Linked DNA regions of Homo sapiens: region 2 is linked to region 1. The links are chromatin loops, found by intact Hi-C in ENCODE. Cell type or tissue: natural killer cell. All regions are shown on one strand. Each heading gives the region's core, and the rest is flanking DNA. Links, peaks and the distances in the headings are about the cores only. Region 1 has its middle 73 kb from the start of COQ2. Region 2 overlaps LOC124900167 (a long non-coding RNA gene).

Region 1 (8,336 bases), core at 43-8,042:
ACCTGAGACATTCCAGAGACATTCCAACCCTGCAATAAACTTTCCCTCACAAAGAAACATTCCAAGCCTGCGCCTGCGATAAGCTACCCTCTTCCTAAACCCTTAAATACCCTTAGTCTTTAAAAGAGAATGCTCCTGACTGAAATTGGCTAGAAGCCTCTCTCAGGTTTATTCTCCAAAGTAAACCTGTCTTTGACTGTTGAGCCACTTTTCTTGTTTCTTTCCTCTTTCTTTAACTCTTACATATAGTATGATTCCTTTTATGTAAAATTATAGATAGATATATGAATATATAGTGAGATGCATCAAGGAAATGCCATCAAAATGTTAATAAGGTTTATCTCAGGTGATGAGAGTCCAGGTGATCGGAAGTTTTGGGGTGTGGTTGGGGAATCCTATTTTAGGATTGTAGGCAGCTGTTTTCAGTCCACATTTACTCAGGAGAACTGATGGGGTGGGCCTACAAGAATCTATTCTCATGAGGACTCAAAAAGCCCCCTAGGGTATAACTCCTTCCAAGAGAAAAAGAATTAGGGGTCCTGCGTTGGGGTCAAGAACAGTGGCTCAGTATGAGAGGGGAGGGAAAATTATGAGTACATGGTATCTATCTTGCAAATGAATAACCAGTCAGCCTTAATCCATGTTTGCATTCTAGGGAGGGGACCTCCAAGACACGGCCAAGTGAAGCCAGAAGTGCAGTTACAAATTTGCTCATTCTGTCTTTCATTCAGCAAGTATTTACTAAGAGCCTACTAAGTGTCCAGCACTGTTCTAAAAGCTGAGGATACAGTGGTGAACCAAAACAGACAAAACTCTCTGCCTTTGTGGAGCTTATGTTCTAGTCCTTTCTTTCCCCTTGAAGCACAGAAAGCATGTCTTCTTACTATTCCAGTCTTCTTCTTATTCTTATACATCTAGTGCTCCAGAGCAAAGGAAGAATTAGCTTGCAGCAAGAATTTCAGCAGGAATTCCAGAAGAATTTGTGACACATGTCAGGCACATAGTAAGTATTTATGTAATGACACAGCATTTTCAGCTTTGGATTATGATCTCTGGGTGTTTGTGGATGTGTCTGATCTTCCCTTTTGGCTGTATACTCCTTGAGGGGAAGATGGTATCATAGACCGAGTAGGAGCTGCCTATGGTATCGTAGACAGAGTAGGAGCAGATGGTTGCTGCCCAACAGTTGTGAATGACACACTGATCCAGGGAGTAGAAATAGAAATGGAGATGAAATTGGACAGATGGACACATCTTTGTGAAGGGATCCTCAGAGGATTTGGTGACTCACCCAGGAGCCATGGTGAAATGAGAAGGAGAAGAGAATGGATTCCAGGCTTTGGCCCCAACTGGCTGGCAGAACAATACCATTAGAACAAATGTAGGAAATTTCAAAAGCAAAACTGGCTTTTGTAGAGGACTAATAGTTTTAGATATTTTGTTTAGGTGACATTATTGGAATATCCAGGTGGAAATATTTAGCAGCTAATACGAAATGTACATCTGAACAGAGAGGGGGAATCTAAGAGTTTTCTGTTGAGGTGAGAGTTGAGGTCGTGATGGTGAGTGAATGAGTCACCAAGAAAGAGAGGTGATACTCCCAGGACTTATGGTCAGTCCAGTGGTGTTACTTACTGACCACGTGGCTCTGGGTATGCCATTTAAGGGCTCTAACCTTGTGTCTTCAATTCTGTGAAGGGCTAATAATGCCCGTCTTTCCTCATTCAGAATATTAGCATGACAAGATATGGGTGGAAGTGATTTGCAAATCAGTAAGCACAATGCAAATTAAGGCTTTTGGTAAAGGATGGAGCCTGCCTAGGGAGTGAACACTGGGGTTATGACCTTGCTTTTTCACCTCATCAATACACACCCACTCGTGCTTCAGATCTCAGTCCCAGTCTTCCTTGACCACTCATGGCCCAGTGTCCCCAGCATGGGCAGTCATTGCAAGTTGACTCTTGTTACTGTGATGATTTGATCCACACCTATCTCTTATTTCTCAGTTGCACCCCCGGGAGCAGGCTTCACATCTATTTTGCTCCCTGCTGAGAGTGCCTCACTCCATCAATATTCACTGAATGAATAGAAGAGAAAGAAGCAAGGGAGCAAAGGCAGCAAGAAGTATGGAGTCAGAGGAGAAAGAAAAACAGAAAACCACAGCTAGAGACAAAGCTGTAGAGAGCTTTTCAAAAAGGAGGCATGATCAGCAATATTGAATGCTTTAAGAAACAAAAGCAAATGAGGAATTTGAAAAGCTCTGGATTAACTGTATTTAGAACGTTGCTGCCTAAAACAATGGCTGAAATATGACAAGAGACAAAGCTGTTGGATGAGGCTAGTCTGATTTCTAAAGAAGGTATATGTAACTATTGAAAACCCATTCTACTACCATTAGGCATTGAACCCTAGGTAACCTTGCCTTGTGAAGCAAGAAGACAAAAGGCTTATTACTTTGGCAGAGTAACTTGAATGGAGCTGGAGAACTCTGTGAGCCGAAACCAGGTGTGTATTCACCCCGACAGGTCTGTAGTCATTGCTAGAGAAGCTTTATCATTGCTAGGCCTTTGTTCAAAACCCAAGCATTGCAATAAATTTCAGTTCAATTACTTTGATTTGTCTCTGGTGAAAAAGCAGAGTTAATTGGGGTTCATGTACTTCGTACAAATATTTAATAACTTCCATACACTATTTCATAGCGTAGACAGTCATTTTCTAAGGTCAGTTTTCATCTTTGCGATGTGAAATATTTGGAAGATATTTTATTCCTATTTGGTCCTGCAGACCTGTTCTTATGTTTGCAAGAATTCTGGAGGGAAGGACACCCCAAGCTTTCCATACACAGCCATAAAATAAAATACAGCATCTTTATTTCATGGTGGCTTCCTCAGTGTATTGTAAAGACTCTGATAGCTACATTTTTAAAATTATGGTAGAAAACACAAAAAATTTACCTTAATGATTTTTAGTGCATAGCTCAGTAATGTTAAGTATATTTACACTGTTGTGCCACCAATCTCCAGAAACTTTTCATCTTGCAAAACTGAAATGCTCTACCCACAAAACCACAATTCCCCCTTTCCTCCTCCCCCAGGCCGACAACCATCCTGATGGTTACATTTATTTATTTATTTATTTATTTAGAGATGGAGTTTTGCTCTTGTTGCCCAGGCTGGAATGCAGTGGCATGATCTTGGCTCACCGCAACCTCCGCCTCCCAGGTTCAAGTGATTCTCCTGCCTCAGCCTCCCGAGTAGCTGGGATTACAGGCATGCACCACCACGCCCGGATAATTTTGTATTTTCAATAGAGACGGGGTTTCTCCATGTTGGTCAGGGTGGTCTTGAACGCCAAACCTCAGGTGACCCGCTGGCCTCGGCCTCCCAAAGTGCTGGGATTACAGGTGTGAGCCACCGTGCCCAGTCCTACTTTTCTTTTTTTTGGACTGGTCCCTAAAAGCTCTGCCTGGGTGGGTGACCTTAACACATCCCTGGGAAGTGAGGATGTGACCAGAGTCACTAGGTACCCATAGAAATTAGGGCAATGTTTTGGCTAATTCACAGAATCAGTAGCTTCATACAACCTTAAACAAAGAGAAAGCAGTATTCAGTGCTGGATTCATAAACATCATAAGACTGAATCCAGGTAAAGCAATTTCATTCCCAGGTATTAGTCAAATGCCTTGTGCTTGAAGGAGTGGGCAGATTAACAGCTGGAGGAAATGTAGAGCTGATATAGGTCAGGTGGTCATCCATTTAGTTAATATGTATTGACTGTGCCTAGGCTGGATTCAGCACTCGAAAATAAAGTAGCACAAGGCACTTGCAGTCTAGAAACTATAAAGCAGACAATAAATACGCGTTTATTTGCAGCCACTTCCACAATTTCCTACGCGCTTACGGGTATCCTTTTTTCCCTCAAACTTATTTTAAATGGCAAAGATATAGATGACCATATCCTCAATTTTAAAATCTCATCTTATTTTCCACTAAGCAGTTATTTTATAACATTAGTGCTTAACGTGTTTACCATTTAAATGAATCTGTCTTATGACCACTGGATGTCTACCGAGCACTTAGAAGTCAGTCTCATTTACTCCTTAGAAATGCCTCGGAGGAGAATATCATTATCATTTTTATTTTGCAGATGAAGACATAGAAGCTCAGAGAGGCTGAAGGACTTCCAGAGTCACAAAGCTAGAAGGGGGCAGAGTTCGGATTAAATGTGGGTGTTCTGGTTACATTTGGAGGTCCTCTTTACGTCCCCATACATTTGGCACAGCTGGAAAGTTGTCAGCCACTCATCAATGCGCATGTGTATTGCACACTTACCGAGCAAGGCATTTGAATGCTGCAGCAAGTGTGAAAATACAGTCAGTCCCTTACTGAGCTGACACTATAGTGAGGGAAGGCAGATAATCACAAACGAACACACAACTACAGACATGCTAAGTATTGCAAAGGGGTGCTTTGGAAGAATGAAACTCAACAACCCCACCTAGGCTGAGGTGTGGGTGTGGGTGGGGGTGGTGGAGGGCGTGACAGACAAGAATTTTCCTTCTGAATACAAAGCTTCAGGACTGTGTTCTTAATCACTGTTGACTGCAGCCAAACATTCAAGTTGGTTTTGTTCTGTAGGAGGGTTTGGTTACTGCACAGGTGGAGTTAGTTGAATTGTGGGCACCCACACCAGCTGAAACCTGTTTTGATATGCGCACAGTGTGAAACACACCCTCTGTGAGGTTTCTGCTTAAATATACACGATTTGGTGCCAAAATTAGAATCAACACCTGGGCAAGGAAGTAACACCTGACCTATCACTTACTATGTTAGTGCTACTTTCAGCAAAGGAAAGGACAAATATGGTCCTGTTTGGGAGGGGAAAAAAAGTGCCGTTTGACTTGATGCAAATCTTGAGAAAATGATGTCTACTCTGCTCTCTTCCCCTAAATTGACACAATCATGGGAAAAATGGACAGGAAAGCATTAACAAGACACAATTGTAAAAGTTAACAGTAACACAGGCAAGAATCCACTTCTCTATTAAAACCAGGGAGCAGGTTTCTTCAGATAGTTTCATGGTGTACCTGGTTGTTAATTAGTATTAATTTCACTGAACTATATGAACATTAGCTATCCTCACTAGATGTTCTCAGGCCCAGAATGAACAACATGCTCAGTGGACCACTGGACCAGACACTTAGTTTTTAAGACATGGCAAAGACTTTCTCTCTGCTGCTCTTTCTGCAGATTCCAGTCTGGGACACCGGGAACCATGGTTTCCAGACTTTTGAGAACTGTCTCAATTTCAGATATTCCGTTTCTGGTCAAACCACAGCTTCTTGGAGACAAGGGACTGCCATGTCTCATATGTCACTGTGTATCTGTCTCCAACAGAGTGTTTGCATATTGTACATAATGGATTAATTGCATGTCTGCCAATACAGAAATAATCACCACAGTTATGAGAGACATTTAATAAAACCAGAGATGTTGGAGTGTCAGTGCAGACTTGCCATTAAGTAATTAACTGATATAATGAATAAACAGTTATTGAGCACCTACTCTGTGTCAGGCACTGTTGTAGATACTGGGGTTACAGAAGCAAATGAAACAGGCAAAAATTCTGCCCTGGTAGAGCTTAAGTGAGGGAAACAGATAAATAGGAAAACTAAATCGATTATGTGGCATATTAGATGGTAATAGAAAATATGGAGAAAAATACAATAGGGAAGTATTGCAGTGGGGTTGTTTGCAATTTTTGATAGGGTAGTCAGGGAAAGTGACATGTGAGCAGAAATGTGGAGGAATTATGCAGCGAGCCAGGCAGAGACCTGGGGAAGAGCCCTCCAGGCAAAGGTACTGCATGTGCAAAGGTCCTGAGGTGGGAGCATGCCTGGCACTTTCAAGGAAGAGCAAAGAGGTCAGGATGGCTTGAGTAGAGAAAACATGAGTGAGAGAAACAGGAGATAACCGGGGTCAGAACACGTAGGGCAAGCTTGTCCAACCCGCAGGTACCCACAGGCCTCATGCAGTCCAGGATGGCTTTAAATGCAGCCAACACAAATACGTAAACTTTCTTAAACCATCATGAGATTTTTTTTTCTTTTAGCTCATCAGCTATCATTAGAGTTAGTATATTTTATGTGTAGCCCAAGACAATTATTCTTCCAATGTGGCCCAGGGAAGCCAAAAGATTGGACACCCCTGATGTTGGGTTTCATAGGCCACTGTAAAGACTTCAGCTTTTATCTGAGTCAGAGTGGAAGGCACTGGAGAGTTTGATCAGAGGATAATAATGATGATAATATAGTCATGCATCATTTAACAACAGGGATACACTCTTGAAAATGCATTGGTAAGCAATTTTGTCCTTGTGTGAACATCATAGAGTGCACTTACACAAACCTAGATGGTATAGCCTACTACACACCTAGGCTATATGGTATAGCCTAGTTCTCCTAGGTACAAACCTGTACAGCATGTTACTATACTGAATACTCTAGGCAACTGTAACACAATGGTATTTGTGTATTTAAATGTAGGAAAAGTATAATAAAAATACAGTATAAAATATTAAAAATGGTACACCTATATAGGGCACTTACTGTAAAAGGCGCTTGCAGGACTGGACATTGCTTTGGGTGAGCGGATCTCAACTCATACCCCAGAATCCCTGCTTGTCTGTGCTCCCATAGTGTTTACACCCTGTAGCACTTTTTTCTATCTGTTATAATTACAGATTTGGCATTTATATCCTCTCTTAGCAGTGGTTTCCTTGAATGCAGGTGCCACATCTTGCTTTTCCTTGTAGTTCTCTGAGCTCCTAGCACAGGGAAAGGCACGTAGTAGGCATTCGTTGAATGAATGAGAGAAGGAGCTACAGTGGGAAGAACCTGGGTATTATGTCTGGAAAGACTCATTTTAGGGTCCAATCTCCACCACTTCTAATTGTCCACTTATTTGACGCTGGTTGTGCAAGTTGCTTAAACTTCACGAGCCTCACTTCTCTCATCTACAAAATGCAGATAGTAATACCTAGTGAGGCTTCAATGAGATAATGCATGTCAGCACTTGGTACACTGTTCACTCTCTTTCTCCTCCTCTTGAATGAGGGAAGACAGTGATTTCTGAGGAAGGGTTAGGTAGAGGAAGTGTTAAGCAGACCAGAGGGACACTTGACCACTCAGCACTAGAAAACTCTGAAGCCTGCCAGGTTTTTGGTGGGCCTCTCTCCACACCGTCTCTTCACCCATAGCTGGCTTTTTCTGAGAACAGGTACAGGAGCAGGTACAGACTCAGCTCAGAAATGGAAGGAAATTATCTTGACATAATAAAGGCTATAGCTAATAATCATACCCAGCGGTGAAAAACTGAAGGCTTTCTTTCAAGATCAGAAACAAGACAAGAATGTCCATTTTCTACATTTCTACTCAACATACTATGGGTAGTACTAGCCCAAACAATTAGGTAAGAAAAAGAAATAAAAGGCACTCAAATTAGAAAGGAAGAAAAAAATTATATATGTTTGCAAATAATATAATCTTATTTGTAGAAAATCTGAAATATTCCAGAAAAATAAAAAACTGTTAGAACTAATACATTTAGCAAAGTTGGAGGATACAAATTCAGCGCACAAAAATCAGTTGCATTTTTAAAGACTGACAATGAGTAATCTGAAAAAAGTTAATAAAACAATCCCATTTACAACAGCATCAAATAAATAAAATACTTATCCAAGAAAGTGAAAGGCATATAGTAAACTGTAAAACATTGCTAAATGAAATTAAATAAGACACAAACAGAAAGACATCTCATGTTCAGGGATTGGAAGCATTAAAATATCCATACTACACAAAGCAATATACAGATCCAATGCAATGCTTATCAAAGATTCCAATGTCATTGTTTATAGAAATAGAAAAAAAATACTAAAATCCATATAGAATCTCAAAAATAGCCAAAACATCTTGAGAAAGGAAAACAAGGCTGGAAGCCTCACACTTCCTGATTTTAAAGCATTACAGAGGTAGGGTAATTAAAACAGAATGTCACTGACATAAAGACAGACATATAGACCAATGGTACAGAATAAGGAGCCCAGAAATAAACTCTCATGTATATCATCAAATGATCTTTGACAAGAGTGTCAAGACAACACAATGGGGAAAGGATAGTTTCTCAACAAATGGAATTGGGAAAACCGGATATCCACCTGCAAAAGAATGAAATTGGACTCTTGACTGTACAAAAATTAACTGAAAATGTATTAAAGACCTAAATGTAAGACCTGAAGCTATAAAACTCTTAGGAGAAAATATAGGAGGAAATCTTCAT
Region 2 (8,336 bases), core at 205-8,204, 73 kb before region 1:
CTTAGTCCTGGGGTCTAAGGACTATGACCTGTTGCAGTTTACCTTCACCTTGATTCAGAAGTTGATACAATCCCTGTATGGTGGAGGACCCCCCACTCCTCTTTCTCTGTTTGTTATTCAGTTCTGCCCACTTGTATTAGTCTGTTTTCATGCTGCTGATAAAGACATACCTAAGACTGGGCAATTTACAAAAGAAAGAGGTTTATTGGACTTACAGTTCCATGTGGCTGGGGAAGCCTCACAATCATGGCAGAAGGTGAAAGGCATGTCTCACATGGAGGCAGACAACAGAAGAGAACTTGTGCAGGGAAACTCCTGTTTTTAAAACCATCAGATCTTGTGAGACTCATTCACTATCATGAGGACTGTGCAGGAAAGACCCATCCCCATAATTCAATCACCTCCCACTGGGTTCCTCCCATGACATGTGGGGATTGTGGGAGTTATAATTCAACGTGAGATTTGGCTGGGGACGGAGCCAAACCATATCATGTTGCTCCTGGCCCTCCAAAATCTCATGTCCTCACATTTCAAAACCAATCGTGCCTTCCTAACAGTCCCCCCAAAGTCTTAACTCATTTCACCATTAACTCAAAAGCCCACAGTCCAACATCTCATCTGAAACAAAGCAAATCCCTTCTGCCTATGAGCTGGAAAGATTGTAAAATAAAAAGCAAATTAGTTACTTCCTAGATACGATGGGAGTACAGGCATTGGGTAAATACAGCCATTGCAAATGGGAGAAATTGGCCAAAACAAAGGGGCTACCGGGGCCATACAAGTCCGAAATCCAGCAGGGCAGGCAAACCTTAAAGCTCCAAAATGATCTCCTTTGACTTCATGTCTCATATCCAGGTCACACTGATGCAAGACGGGGGTTCCCATGGTCTTGGGCAGTTCAGCCCCTGTTACAGCCTCCCTCCTAGATGCTTTCGCCTCCCTCCCAGATGCTTTCACGGGCTGGTGTTGAGTGTTTGCAGCTTTTCCAAGTGGACAGTGTAAGCTGTCAGTGGATCTACCATTCTGGGCTCCGGAGGATGGTGGCCCTCTTCTCACAGCTTCACTAGGCAGTGTCCAAGTAGGGACTCTGTGTGGGAGCTCCAATCCCACATTTCCCTTCCACACTAGCAGAAGGGTTCTCCACAAGAGCCCTGCCCTTGCAGCAGACCTCTGCTTGGACATCCAGGCATTTCCATACATCTTCTGAAATCTAGGTGGAGGTTCCCAAACCTCAATTCTTGACATCTGTGTACTCACAGACTCAACACCACGTGGAAGCTGCCAAAGCTTGAGGCTTGCACCCTCTGAAGCCACGGCCTGAGCTCTGTGTTGGCCCCTTTTAGCCATGGCTGGAGCAGCTGGGCCTCAGGGCACCAAGTCCCTAGGCTGCACACAGCATGGGGACCCTGGGCCCAGCCCATGAAACTGCTTTTTCCTCCTAGGCCTCTGGGCCTGTGATGGGAGGGGCTGCCGTGAAAACCTCTGACATGACCTGGAGACATTTTCCCTGTTGTCTTGGGTATTAACATCCGACGCCTCATTACTTATGCAAATTTCTGCAGCTGGCTTGAATTTCTCCTCAGAAAAAGGGTTTTTCTTTTCTATTGCATTGTCAGGCTGCAAATTTTCCAAACTTTTATGCTCTGTTTCCCTTATAAAACTAAATGCCTTTAACAGCACCCAAGTCACCTCTTGAATGCTTTGCTGCTTAGAAATTTCTTCCGCTAGATACCCTAAATCATCTCTCTCAAGTTCAAAATTCCACAAATCTCTAGGGCAGGGGCAAAATGCCACCAGTCTCTTTGCTAAAACATAAGAAGAGTCACCTTTGCTCCAGTTCCCAACAAGTTCCTCATCTCCATCTGAGACCATCTCAGCCTGGACTTTATTGTTCATATCACTATTGGCATTTTTGTCAAAGCCATTCAACAAATCTCTAGGAAGTTCCAAAATTTCCCACATTTTCTTGTCTTCTTCTGAGCCCTCCAAACTGTTCCAACCTCTGCCTGTTACCCCATTCCAAAGTTGCTTCCACATTTTCAGGTATCTTTTCAGCAACACCTGACTCTACTGGTACCAATTTACTGTATTAGTTCATTTTCAAGCTGCTGATAAAGACATACCCGAGACTGGGCAATTTACAAAGAAAGAAGTTTAATGGAGAACTCACAGTTCCACGTTGCTCAGGAAGCTTCACAATTATGGTGGAAGGCAAGTCATATCTTATGTGGATGGCAGCAGGCAAAGGGAGGACTTGTGCAGAGAAACTCCCATTTTTAAAACCATCAGATCTTGGGGGACTCATTCACTATCACAAGAACAGTGCAGGAAAGACCTGTCCCCAAAATTCAATCACCTCCCACTGGGTTCCTCGCATGACACGTGGGAACTGTGAGAGTTAAACTCAAGATGAGATTTGGGTGGGGACACAGCCAAACCATATCACCACTTCTCCAGGCCCTTCACACTCTGGGTCCCCAGAATCTACAACCATCATGAAATGGTTTTAACAAGATGAGATCAGTAAACACAAAACTACCAACTAATGCCCAACCCAGCTCTCCTACCCAAGGACAGGATACTTTTCCTCTCTATGTAGATCCATATGCCTTGACTCATATGCTGCCAAACTTTCTCACCTTCCACAGCTGTGGTGCTGCCCGGTCATGCTGTATCCCATGGTTTTGAGTCCTTCCCTCACCAAGACCCTGTCTCTAGACCCAGGCCTCTGTTTCCTGATACAGACAGAAGTAAATGGATTGTCTGGATTTTCAGATCTGGATAAAGCTAGACCCTAAAAAGTAAATGTCAGGAGAAAACAACAGGAACAAAAAGAGTTATTTTTGGTAAGAGAGAAATGAAAAAATGAGGCAAATCAGAATTTCTGCTAAACAGTGGACAATTACTTCCCACAGGTGTCAGAGAACAGGACATATCTACAGAGGACACACATACATATAAATTTAGTCATTTCCCCTTAGTTTATAGTGATAAACATTTTGTATTCAAATGACAAATTAGTACTTTCATGGTGAATTTACTTTTTGTTAAGTGTTTCAGAGTTGTAATATCTAGTCTTTAAAGTTCTGATTGCTTCGTTTTTCCTCAAATGGATGTTTTTACTTCCTGCCATTCTTTTATTTATTTATTTTTTTGAGATGGAGTCTTGCTCTGTTGCCCAGGCTGGAGTGCAGTGGCATGATCTCGGCTCACTGCAAGCTCCGCCTCCCAGGTTCACGCCATTCTGTTGCCTCAGCCTCCCGAGTAGTTGGGACTACAGGCACCCACAACCACGCCCGGCTAATTTTTTCTGTTTTTATTAGAGATGGGGTTTCACTGTGTTAGCCAGGATGGTCTCGATCTCCTGACCTTGTGATCCGCCCACTTTGGCCTCCCGAAGTGCTGGGATTACAGGTGTGAGCCACCGCACCCATCCACTTTCTACCATTCTTAAACAAAAATTCCATATGTTCTCATCTATTAAAGTCCTGAAATTGAAACTAAGAAGAGTAATCAGGCAGAAAAACCCCAAATTCTCAGAAATAAAAATGAAGTGAGAGAGTGAGAGAGAGGAAGGGAAGGAGGAGAGGAAATGATATAGGAGGAGGAGAAAGCTTGAGTGCAACACATAACTCAGAGTTTGCTTGGGGACATGTTGAGTTTGAGACGCCCATGAGACACCCAAGTAGAGACATTTAGCTGAAATTTGAACACAGGAGCTCAGAATGGTCTGGGATGGAGATATACATTTCGAAATCATCAGCATCCAGCTGACAGTTAAAACTGTAAGAGGATGAGATTGCTCAGGAGCAGTGTGAGAGTGTGGAGAGCAGGGGCCATGGTCAGAGCCGAGGGTGGCCCCATAGGCAGGGGCTGGCAAAGGCAGAAGAGCCTGGAGAGGAATTCACGCCTCACCAATCCCCTTGCCAGTGTGTGAAGTCAAGCATATTGCTTGGCCTTTCTCAGCTGCAGATTCCTCACCACTAAAGTGGAGATAAGGGCTGGTGCAATGGCTCACACCTGTAATCTTAACACTTTTGGAGGCCAAGGTAGGAGGATCACTTGAGGCCAGGAGTTTCAGACCAGCCTGGGCAACGTGGCAAGATTCCCTCTGCACAAAAAAATACTTTTTATTTAATTAGCCAGGCATGGTGACATGCACCTGTAGTCCCAGCTACTTGGGAGGCTGAGGCAGAAGAATTGCTTGAGCCCAGGAGTTTGAGGCTGCAGTAAACTATGCACCCCAGCCTGGGTGACAGAGCAAGACCTTGTCTCTTAAAAAAAAAAAGTGGAAATACGGCCTTCCTACTATTTCCTAGATTTTGTTAAAAGAGATGATATACTGGTGTAGGAACAGGGTTTGTTAAATGCAAAGTGTAATCCACTAAGCATCAGTAATCTCTTGGGCCTAAAAGCTCACCTGAGTTTGGTCACAAACACTGTGAACAGGGAAAAGACCTGTACTCCATAATGCCAGTTCTTATAGCACAGCTTTACAAAGAGCTTCAATGAGCATTGAACTTCTCATTTGTCAAGAGGGAAAAGAAGACAATAATAGCAAAGCCACATATGTAATCTGAGATCTGCTTATCATTTGGAAGAAAAGCAAGCAAAAAACAGTATTTTCAGGAAGCAGCAAAGCCTGGCAGCATGGTGGACTTTGTCTGCAAAATAATTTGTCAGGTTATATCCTTTTGTTTGTTTCAAGAATTTTGACCCAGTGATAGTAGAGAAAGAAATTAAACTGTGAAACATGTCAGAGTGAGGGCTGAATATTTGCATCTGGAGGAGAATCGTGACTGCCTCTTCCCTTACAAAGCCACAGCCCACAGAGAGGGCCTGGCAGCAGAATGACAGGGTTTAGGGGCCGTGTTCATAGACAGTGGGTGACCATGTGATTTCAGCAGAAACACCAAGCAGTGAGGTGCCTGCCTTCAAAGCCACACGGCACATAGTATGAGCTTAAGAATGAGCAAGGACATTTACAAATAAGTCGTTCAATGGCATGTCCTTGTTTTCAGAAATAAGCCTCCCTACAGCACTGTTTAGTGGAGAAAAATAAAAGCCAGCACCCAGGAACCCCATACTTCCCTTAAAGCATTTCTTCCCTCTTCTGTCCTCTCCCAGGTTCAGGACCTCCAGAATTCCTCCTCCTTTTGTAATCACCCATCAGGTTCTTCTTGCCTACTGCACAGATAAAACCAATGCACTGAGACACCACTATTGCAGTAGAGAAAGAGTCTAATTAACACATGGCTAGCCAAGCAACCAATGAGAGTTTATTACTCAAATCAGCCTCCCCAAGAGCTTAGAGGCAAGGGTTTTAATGTATAATTTGTCAGGTAGGGAGCTAGGGAATGGGTGCTGCTGACTGGTTGAGGATGGAATCATAGGGATGTGGAAAACAGTCCTCATGTGTTAAGTCTGCCTTTGGGTGGAGGCCACAGTACTAGCTGAGTCATGAGTCATGGGTCCAGGTGGGGTCAGCCAGTGATGTTATCCGTAGGAGCAATTTGGGCAGCCACAAGTCTTGTGAACTCTGGCTTCATGACTTCCGAGCAGTAAGGGATTATAGAAAAACAAGGGCTGGTTATTCTTTAACCATGCCTACGTTTTAGCAAAATTCAAGTCCCTCCCATAATTCTAATCTTGTGGCTTTTCATTAGTCTTACAAAGGTGGTCTTAGTCCCTGAGAAAGGAGGGGGCTAGTTTTAGGGAGAGACTGTTATCCTTGCTTCAAAGTTAAACTATAAACTAAATTCCTCCTGTGGTTAGCTTGGTGTATGCCAGGGAATGAGTGAGGACAGTCACCTAGTGAGACTAGAAGCAAGATGCAGTCAGCCATGCTAGACTTCTCTCGCTGTCATAATCTTTGCAAAGGCAGTTTTAGTCTTTTCCTCCTCCTCATGGCATCTCATGAAAAACATCTCCCTGCTGTACTCCTTCCCCTGCTCACCAAGCTCCCACACCACCAGCAGGGGACAGACTTCTAGATTATTAAACAGTATATTTAATATTCTAATCTGATGTAATTGCCTTTGGACAACTTCATAAAGTCCAGAAAGTTCCCAAAGATAGGAAGTGGGGGACAGAGACTGATCTTACATTTGTATGACCAAAAATGTCTCATTGTTCATCTTTTTGTTTTTATTGATTGAAACGGAACAGAGCAGATGTGTTAATCTGAGATGCTGAGGCTGATGGATCTCCAGTTTTAAATTTGAAGAACAGAAACCAATACCCTTTCCCCTAAATGATTATTCTTTTATGCTCCTTTATCCTCTGTTTTACCCCCAATCTGCTGTCTTTCAGGAGACAGTGTTTATCAGGTCTTTTCAGTCTGGCCTGTAGACTCAGGAATGGCTGCTGGAGGAGAGAGCTTATGGTTTTGTTTGTTCAGGCTGAGACACAACTGTTAATAATTGTCATCTAAAACCAAGTTAGAGGCCAGGCACGGTGGCTCACGCCTGTAATCCCAGCACTTTGGGAGGCCAACGGGAGCAGATCACTTGAGGTCAGGAATTGGAAACCAGCCTGGACAGCATGGCAAAACCCCATCTCTACTAAAAATACAAAAATGAGACTGGGCACAGTGGCTCACGCCTGTTGGGGGGCCTAGGCAGGTGGATCACGAGGTCAAGAGATGGAGACCATCTGGGCCAACATGGTGAAACCCTGTCTACTAAAAATACAAAAAATTAGCTGGGTGTGGGGGCGGGCACTTATAGTCCCAGCTACTGGGGAGGATGAGGCAGGAGAATCACTTGAACCTGGCAGGCGGAGGTTGCAGTGAGCCGAGATTGCACCACCGCACTCCAGCCTGGCGACAGAGCAAGGCTCAATTAAAAAAAAAAAAAAAAAAGATACAAAAATGAACCGGGTATGGTGACGCGTGCCTGTAATCCCAGCTACTCGGAAGACTGAGACAGAAGAATCACTTGAACCTGGGAGAGGATGTTGCAGTGAGCCGAGATTGCACCACTGCCCTCCAGCCTGGGCAACAGCGTGAGACTCCATCTCAAAAAATAAAATAAGGCCGGGCGCTGTGGCTCACGCCTGTAATCCCAGCACTTTGGGAGGCCGAGGCAGGCGGATCACGAGGTCAGGAGATCGAGACCATCCTGGCTAACACGGTGAAACCCTATCTGTACTAAAAAACACAAAAAATTAGCCGGGCGTGGTGGCGGGCGCCTGTAGTCCCAGCTACTCAGGAGGCTGAGGCAGGAGAATGGCATGAACCCGGGATGTGGAGCTTGCAGTGAGTTGAGACCGTGCCGCTGCACTCCAGCCTGGGGGACAGAGCGAGACTCCATCTCAAAAAATAAATAAATAAAATAAAATAAAATAAAATAAAACCAAGTTAGTTATCTGCTCCCGTGAACTCTAAACTTTCATTCAGATTGAAGATATGCTTTTAAAACATCAGGTGATTAGTTCAAAACAAGACAGCTTTTTTGAAAAACTGAAAACAAAATTCTTTTTTCCCAGAAAAGAAGAATCTTCTACAGGAATTCCCAATTTTCACTCAGAGAAAAAGATATAAATTTCTAGCAGTAAACAGATAGGCATTTTCTTTTCTTTTTTTTGAGATGAGTCTCACTCTGTCACCAGGCTGGAGTACAGTGGCACCATCTCAGCTCACTGCAAGCTCCGCCTCCCGGGTTCACGCTATTCTCCTGCCTCAGCCTCCTGAGTAGCTGGGACTACAGGCGCCCGCCACCACACCCCGCTAATTTTTTGTATTTTTATTAGAGACGGGGTTTCACCGTGTTAGCCAGGATGGTCTCGATCTCCTGACCTCGTGATCTGCCCGCCTCGGCCTTCCAAAAGTGCTGGGATTACAGGTGTGAGCCGCTGTGCCCAGCCAACAGGTAGCCATTTTCTTAAAATGTCTCCAGCCTTCAAGAGTACATGAGTCCAAACTCTGAGACGCGCAATCAAGAAAAGCTTTATGCAAATGAGTTAGATTAGGGGATAGGAAGAAATTCAGGATTACTTCTTGTTTTCTAGCTTCAGCAGCCAGGTGGAGGGTGGAGCCAGAAAACAAAATGGGGAAGATCAGATCTGGGTGGAAGAATAGGTGTTGAGAAAATCTAAAGCTGTTTTTCAACTTGTTAAGTGTGAGGTGCCTAAAACCTCCAGGAGAAAATGTAGAGAAAACAGATGCCAAGAGTTCATCAGTTGGCCGGGTGCAGTGGCTCATGCCTATAATCACACTTTGGGAGGTTGAGGCGGGAGATTCACTTGAGCCCAGGAGTTGAAGACTAGCCTGAGCAACATGGTAACACTCCATCTTTACAAAAAATACAAAAGTTAGCCAGGCATGGTGTTGCATG

The links. Hi-C counts contacts between places; a loop is a spot of excess contacts. Peaks named below come from ENCODE experiments on the same cell type or tissue, not always from the same donor. Only the 100,000 strongest peaks of a DNase experiment are listed, where the experiment ranks them.
Region 2: it touches region 1 in a loop (5-fold over the local background); 6 of 110 quality-filtered maps call a loop at or near these places.

The regions. Positions count from the first base shown.
Region 1 is chr4:83,207,922-83,216,257 of GRCh38, forward strand. No RefSeq gene overlaps it. Among named protein-coding and RNA genes, the nearest start is that of COQ2, 73 kb to the right of the region's middle. RefSeq lists a silencer at 4,677-4,726. In natural killer cell, for the core only: no CTCF peak of the experiment used is centred there; a DNase peak (open chromatin) is centred at 4,730; H3K27ac peaks cover 3,700 bases.
Region 2 is chr4:83,134,320-83,142,655 of GRCh38, forward strand. LOC124900167 (a long non-coding RNA gene) reads right to left here. Exons shown (of 5, transcript XR_007058167.1): 5 at 5,140-5,187. Among named protein-coding and RNA genes, the nearest start is that of PLAC8, 24 kb to the left of the region's middle. RefSeq lists an enhancer at 5,357-5,651. In natural killer cell, for the core only: no CTCF peak of the experiment used is centred there; DNase peaks (open chromatin) are centred at 4,862 and 5,952; H3K27ac peaks cover 2,454 bases.